Linked DNA regions of Mus musculus: region 1 is linked to region 2. A link is a contact called in ENCODE POLR2A ChIA-PET data. All regions are on one chromosome and are shown on one strand. The core of a region is the stretch at or near the end of the contact, and the rest is flanking DNA. Distances in the headings are between cores, read along the strand shown. Region 1 holds the start of Myh9 (myosin, heavy polypeptide 9, non-muscle). Region 2 holds the start of Eif3d (eukaryotic translation initiation factor 3, subunit D).

Region 1 (3,761 bases), core at 1,098-3,597, 130 kb after region 2:
TTGTTATGTAGTCCAGGCTGGCCTCCAAACTCACTCTCTGCTTCAGCCTTTGGAGTGTTGTGAGTATTGGAATTAGAAACAGGAAATACTATGTCTGGTTCCATTTTTTTCTATCGAGTGACTTTTCTCTCACTACTTTTTCTTTTTGTGTGTGTGTGGGGGGGGCGGGGTCTAATTACATAACCCGGGGCTGTCATGGAGCCCATGAGTTCTAGCTTACCTCTGCCTCAAAAATGCTGAGTACTAGGATTTAGGACATGAGCCACTAAACCTGCTGCTGAGGTAGTAAGCTTTCTCTTTGGCCAGGGGAGTCCCAGGGATAGAATACAGGTCTGTCAGCAGGTACCTTTACTTGTTGAGCCATTCGGCAGTTTTAAGCTTCTGTGAACGTTTCTGAACATCCTTTGATGGATCTAAATACTCATCTTCTGTTGGATAAATGCTTCGGAGTGGAACTCTTTTTTTTTTTTTTTTTTAAAGATTTATTTATTATTTTATGTAAATACACTGTAGCTGTCTTCACACACTCCAGAAGAGGGAGTCAGATCTCATTACGGATGGTTGTGAGCCACCATGTGGTTGCTGGGATTTGAACTCTGGACCTTTGGAAGAGCAGTCGGGTGCTCTTACCCACTGAGCCATCTCACCAGCCCGGAGTGGAACTCTTGAGGTCTCTATCAAGCTTTAGTAAATAGAGCCAAGGACAGGCGTGCTTAGCGGGGACTGGCCCTAAACTCATTATGTAGCCAAGAGTAGCTCCTCCTGCGCCTCCCTCTGCAGCGCTGAAATCACAGGTGTGTGCTACAGGCCTAGTGGAGCCACTTTCCCAAAGTGGTTGGAGAAGCGCATGCGTATTCCTGTCAGCACCTGATGAGCTCCACCTCCTCACCGGCTCTAACAATGCTGGGCTTTTTTTTTTTTTTTTTTTTTTCCGAGACAGGGTTTCTCTGTGTAGCTCTAGCTGTCCTGGAACTCACTCTGCAGACCGAACTCAGAAATCTGCCTGCCTCTGCCTCCCGAGTGCTGGGGTTAAAGGCATGGGCCACCACTGCCCGTACATCTCCAGTCTCTTGATGATTAGTTTTAAAAGTAATTATTGGCTTTATATATTTCACACCTTTGAACTGCTTGTCTGTGTAGTTCAGGCTAGTCTTGAACTCCCCCTCCTACCTCAGACCTCTTGAGTTCTGGTATACCACCCACAACCCCTGGATGGTTCAGCCTTTTAAAAATTTTTTAAATTTTTCTTATCAACTGGGAAGCAGTCTTTGCTGTAATGTGGGTAGCAATCACTGGTCATCTGGGCTGCAAAATCTCTTTCTTTCTTTAGCTGCTTTTTGGCTTCAGAATGTAAGTTTTCCCTGAAGTTTATATGGAAGGATCATTTTAACTGTGTTAGCAAGAACATTCCAACAGTTAAGAGCAATGACGAGAAATTTGCCTTCATAAAGCCATTTGAAAGCATTGACGTGCTGCAGGATCGACCACATAGATCAATGGACACAACTCGGAAACGGACAATTTGGGCAGAAAATAATGCGTGGACAAATTCCTGATAGATTAATGGCAAAGTACATTTTTTTAAATGAAAAAAAAAATCCTCTCGTGGTTAGTAACCAAAATAAAACAAATGAAATCTACCCTTAAAATAATTTAGTGACAAATATCTGAGATGTGTGTGAGTTAATTATTCAAAGGTTAAGAGTGGCTTAGACTGCATTCCAGGCAGAGGTACTAGCCAGAGCAAAGGTTCAGAGGTTGGAGGACAGCCGCGAGCAGGCTCCAAAATCGAACTCAGGACGCCCACACGGAATGCAGGGTTGAAGCCATGACCGCCCCCACAGCCATCATAATTATGTAAAATACCACTTTTCCCATATATGGTACTTAATATCTGTTCTCCTGGTAGGACAGGACGAAGGGAAAACACGGTTCGCTGGGCGGAGTGTCAGAGCCTCAGACCTCCCCAGTACGCTCCCTCCGGCCCCGGCGCGGCCCAAGCTGCACACCAGAGCCGGGACCAGGAGCCCAGCGCGCCTGAGCCGCTTGCTTCTGATTGGATGAAATCCGCGTCAATCCTGGTCCTGTAACCTGGCTGTCCATTGGACCCGCCCAACAAGGCGTGGCTCCCGCCTAGGAAGCGCGGGTGGAAGGTGGGGTGGGCGGAGGTGGGGACAGATGGGGAGGATGAATCTCAGCACTCCGGCTTCCATCTCTTGTCTGTTTATAGGCCGAAAATCTGTCAGTTTAGGCCAGACTCCTGTTGGATTGGGCAGTGTGGGGAGAGGGCGGGGACTCTTGGAAGCTCCACCCACGAGCCGGCGGCGAGCTGTAGACCCGCCCTCCTCTTGGAAGGGCGGGGCAGGGAGGGCGGCGCGCACCAGAGCTGGGTGCGGTGAGGCGCGCAGATCACCGCGGTTCCTGGGCAGGGCACGGAAGGCTCAAGAACCTGACCTGCTGCAGCTTCCAGTCTCGCGTTCGCCCCACCCCGCCGCGCCGCCCGAGCGCTCGAGAAAGTCCACTCGGAAGAACCAGCGCCTGTTCCCCGGGCAGACCCAGGTTCAGGTGAGCGAGCTTTGCCGGTATGTCCCGCCCCGGAGCTGCCGAGCGCGCGCGCGCGGCGACAAGACTCGAGTCCTTTGGGGCGGACGGCCCTGTGGTTCTCGGCCTCCGCGTGGCGGGTTTCAGCGCGGTCGGGTGCGACCGGACTCCGCATCCTCACCCGAGGGGTGATAGGCAGCGAGGCCTCGGGGTTAGGGAACCGGGGGACGCAGTCCCCGGCCCTACAGGATGCCCTTCCCGGTCGGGGCACTGGGAGCTCGGCCTGCTCCTGTCGCCTCTGCACTCCCGCCTCCCCGACGGCCAGCTCCGGCAAACTTTTTAACCCCTTCCGGGACGCAGCAGTCCCGGAGATCTCGGCCGAGCCGGCCGGATGCGTTCGTGGGCACGGGGCAGCAGCTCCTTTGTAAGTTTGGCAAAGGGAGGTAACGGGCAGGCGAGGACCGCTTGGCAGCTGTCAGGGCGTCCTCCTGAGTCAGGATCGGTCGGTCCCGCCGCAGACATTGCGCCCGGCACGGTTTCCGCCGTCCGCTGCGGACTTCCTCATTTGTCCGTCAGCCCTTGGGCCGGGAGGGGGCGGGGAGAGGTACTCAGAGTGCGTGGGAAAAGGGGTCCCAGCTGCCGAGGGGCTCAGGGCGCAGGAAAAGAACCCCCCCGTCTGACCTCATTCAACCTTGGATTTCTATTGCCCGAGGTCAGAAGGCCTGGGTCTGCCGGCAGCTGCCCCGTCGCCCGGGCAGGCGTGCACCTGATTTCCACCGCACCTTGGGACGCCACGCCCGGGCCAGTCTCTGGGAGCTGGCCCTGACTTTAAGACCAGGCCGGGCAGCCGCATCTTTTATGTTTGATGAGAGGCGGAGTTTTGAAGACATCCCCCACTTCCTTGCACTAGGGTCTTCACCTCATCCTGTTCTGGAGCCACGCCTAAGGCAGGAGCTGCACCCCGCTCCTCCGGGTCCCCATCTCTCCCAGGCAAACTGAGTCAAGTACCCTCTATGACTTGCTTGCGGGCTGTAGTGAAACTGAAGGCTGGGTGGGCTCGGGCGGGTGCCTAAGGCCCCACCCAGCGGTGTTAGGGAAAAGGTCCCTGGGAAGTCCCAGGTCTTGGAGACCCGGAGGCTGCCTCGGCTGGGCTACAGGGAGGTCCATCGAGTTCTCAGTTCTCTGAGCGGTTTTCTGGATTAGCAAGATTTCAAAGTAAC
Region 2 (3,845 bases), core at 1,121-3,620:
TTGCTAAAAGAGGCCCCAGTTTCCAACTTTCTGACAAGAATGTAAACTTTGGCTTGAGACAGGATCTCATATAGCCCAGGCTGGCCTTGAACCTCAGTCTGAAAATGGCCTTAACTTCTGATCTCCCTATCTCTACTTCCTGGGTGCTGAGATTACCAGTATATACCAACATGCCTGGGTGCTGGGAATCAAACCCAGGAGGGATGTAGGTGAGTCTTTTTTGTTATTTCCTGTCTCTAAAAGCAGGTTCTAACCGCCTTAGGTCCACAAAACACTTCTTGGGCACACTCTAGAAAAATGCCACCCCACAAGAGTGACACAGAACTGCAGAATTGTAGTTGGGGGGGAGAGGTGGCAGGGACCCTCATGAGAGAACAAGCTGCGCGGTGAGCAGAGAATGAGGCAGGACCCTCCAAATCGCTCTCCATCTGAGAGAGCAGAACAGCTGGGCCACAACAGGGGAAAGATGACTAAACTCCAACGACAAGCTGTAGCAGATGGCCTCTGGGAGCCACTGCAAAAAGAAAGGGGAAAGGAGAGAGGCATGATGGGAGCAGTTCAGCAAAGATACATGCCTCTTTATATTTTAAGGCATTTTGATTTTCTACTGATCTGGGCTCTTGCTATGGAGCCCAGGCTAGCTTCAGGTCTGCCCAGGCTGACCTCCCATTTGCAGCAATCCTTCTGTCTCAAGTTTTCAGGTGTTGGGAGCTCAGGATCAGCTGGACAATTCAGTGAGAACTTGCTTAACAACTGTTTAAGTCCGAAGGATGGCTGTTTTCAAAGCAAGTGACTTTTCTCACAATCTCCAACTTCACCAGCTTCTGTCGTTATGATCCCTCCCCTTCAGTTTCAGAGTAGAGGGATCCCAGAACATGCTGCAACTAACTCTTAAAGACATACAAACAAACACACACACACACACACACACACAATAGGACCCAGACAGTGACAGTAAACCTTTGGGGCAGAAAGTACAGCAAGTGTGGGACCTGCTGGGAGAGGAATGAGAGCAGGGTCGTGGTGGCCAGAGCAGAGGTTGTTCAGAAGGGCAGGGAGATGTCAGGCCACATCTTCCCTCGGAAGTGTGGGAAGAGCTTTGAGCATCCTGAGGAGCAACCCACTGGGAGTATGAATGGTTCGAACAATGAGGGAGATGGTACTATGAGGGCAGACAGCACTCAGGTACGGCTGAAGTTACAACACAGACAGGCTAGTCCCAATGTGGTGGGAAATTTAAGTTAATGACGAGGACCCAGCAGGACCCACCAAATCCTGAGAACACAAATTGGGGAAACGGGAAGGCAAGCTCATTGGTAAATTAGTGAAATGGGTAATCCCACCAACATTACCATTTCCAACACAGGTAGAGGCCAAATCACCTGATCAAATTCATCCCAGTGGTATCCACGGTAAGGACCCGAATGTGGAAATGTCCTTTGACAACCATTTATTTTACAATTTATTATCTAGCATTTCCAGTTTCATTAAGGGAGGAGGGGAGAGAGATGTCAGATATGAAGGCCATAAAACTACACTTGGCTGACCCTGGACACCACATGTATCTAAGATGTTTTTTTTTTTTCTTTTTTTAAAGATGTATTTTCTAATCAAGGAGATCTGCTGAGAAACTATCAAGGAAACATAAACAGCAGGCAGAAGGGACCAGCTTTTTAAAAAACGCCCATCCCGAGTCTCTTTCCAGACGGCTGCAGGGGGTGGAAGACGCCAAGAGGTCACACTGACCCGCACCCTGTGAACTGTGATGATCAATTAAGACGTAGCTTGGATAGCCCCGATCTGAATATCGATTTAGAGCGAGGCACTCTAAATCTGCTTTAAAAAATAGCGACCAGAAATCTCCGTTGAAAGACGCTTGTGACCTGTGGGACAAAGGTTTGAGTCCTAGCGGGCACCCCGAAGCTCTAGCAACCCGGACTAGGCAGGTCATTTGCCACCCTGCGTTGGGGCCACAAGTGACAAGCACACGAAACGCGCCGGGCCACTCTCCAGATAACGATCAGCCAGACCGACGACCACGCTGGGGCCAGCGAGCGCGGCGGGGCATTGTGGGAGGCAGAGGAGGCGAGCCTGGCGCGAAGCATTATGGGACACCGCGGGGACAGCTCCGACTCCCCGCCCCGGCTTCTCTGGCCCCGAGCGTGACCACGATTCAGTTCTGAACCTCTCCGGGCGTCCCCAGACGCCACTGACGTAATCCCCTCACTTGTGTCTGGCACCTCAGGGGCGAACGAGGATTTTTTTTTTTTTTTTTTTTAAAGCCGAGAGCTGTGACACACTTCCGGTTGTGTCTCACTTTACGGCTTGACATTTTTCCGCTGACTAAGAAGGAAGTGGTAGGGCCATTTACGACAGCGCTGGTCGCCGTTTACGGCACCGGCCCCTGCGCGCGCATCTTCCCTCCTGCCTTGACTCCTCGGAGTATCCCGGCAATCGCAGTTTTTTCCCCGGGCCATCTGTCGCCATCCGGGCCCGTGAAGGCTTTTGCAGGTGAGCGGCTTGTTTCGTGGGACCCTGCGGACCTCGCGAGCCAGCCTGGGCTAGACGTGGCTTCGGGAGCTCCCGGAAGAGCCTTCCTTTACGTCCTGTCGCCTGTGCCCCTCCGCTGGGCGGGGCGGGAATTGGCCCCCGGTGGTCCCAGGCACGACTCAGAATGCAGGACACCGGACCTTGTGTGTGGATCCCTCGCTCGGCGCTCTGCTCAGCGCCGTGGGGTGGGTTGTGGGGCGACGTAGCCTCCTCTAGGGGTTCGAACAGATTGTTTCTGTGCTCCGAAATGGGGGGCTGAGAGTAGGTTCCAGCTCTGATCGGAAACGGAGCCCAGGAGTTAATGGCCCCCACCTGTAGTGTCCCCAGTGACCCACACTGTATTGTGGCCAATACAGCTGTCGCGCCGTTTTACTTTTCCCCTACTGCTTTCTTTCTGATTCACGTGTGCAGTAGCCGAAGGACCAAACCCTGTCCATCCAGGGAGATAGATGATGATGCACATCAGGCCTTGAGCCATCTTGAACTTGTGACAACTCAAGTTTACAGTTGCTTTGGGGGCAGCCTGTTGGGTATGGCTTAAAGCCCCAGGTGGTCAGGCTGCCAGCTACCCACAGTATAACCAGAAGGAGGTCGGGCCTAAGTAGACAGCCTTGGAAACTTTTTGAAGGGATGGGCAGATGGACTCCTTAAGTTAGCAGAGCTAGCTTTGTGTCTCAAAGATGGGGTGTGTGGTAGCAGTCGGTGGTAAAGCGTCCAGCACAGCACCCCAACATCCTGGGGCCTCTTACTTCATGTCAGCTGTTTGAAGGCCACCACACCCCACCACCACCACCTCACCCTCTCTCCCACAACCCCGTGTTCTTCCTACAACTTAGCATACGTTCATATTTGGAGGGTGAAGCTCCTGGGTTTACTCTTGTCCGTGTCACCTAAGTATCACCAGCTTCCGTGTGTCAGAGGAGGAGGAGAGGCTACTGAGCTCTAATGGTGGACAATTTCAGGTTTCTTGTGTGTGGTCAATGCATGGGTTTTTTTTTTTTCCTTTTGTTGTTTGCTTTGGTTTTTGATGGGAAGTGTCCAGCAAGCCCCTGGATTATACAGCTATTAGCTTTTACTTTCCTAAAATGAGCTGTGGTATATACTATATACTGCGGGGCCAAAGCTACACTGCCTGTGTTCAAATTTTCTTACCCAGAAAATGGGACTGGCCCCACGGGATTGTCCGAAGGGTTTAGTGAGCGCGTGTGCTGTAAGCGGTCAGAACAGTGTCCTGGTGCTCCTGCGTATGGACATTTGACACTCGGCCGCTTTTGCTCTGAAGTTTGTGACCACCT

The links. ChIA-PET counts read pairs that join two places held with the same protein, here RNA polymerase II (POLR2A).
Region 1: POLR2A ChIA-PET joins it to region 2 with 13 read pairs in Patski. The contact joins the promoter of Myh9 here to the promoter of Eif3d in region 2. POLR2A ChIA-PET finds 5 or more read pairs at or near these places in 3 of 5 experiments (Patski and embryonic stem cell).

Annotation. Positions count from the first base shown.
Region 1 is chr15:77,840,761-77,844,521 of GRCm38, reverse strand. Myh9 (myosin, heavy polypeptide 9, non-muscle) reads left to right here and starts at 2,347. Exons shown (of 41, transcript NM_022410.3): 1 at 2,347-2,565.
Region 2 is chr15:77,969,349-77,973,193 of GRCm38, reverse strand. Eif3d (eukaryotic translation initiation factor 3, subunit D) reads left to right here and starts at 2,370. Exons shown (of 15, transcript NM_018749.2): 1 at 2,370-2,511.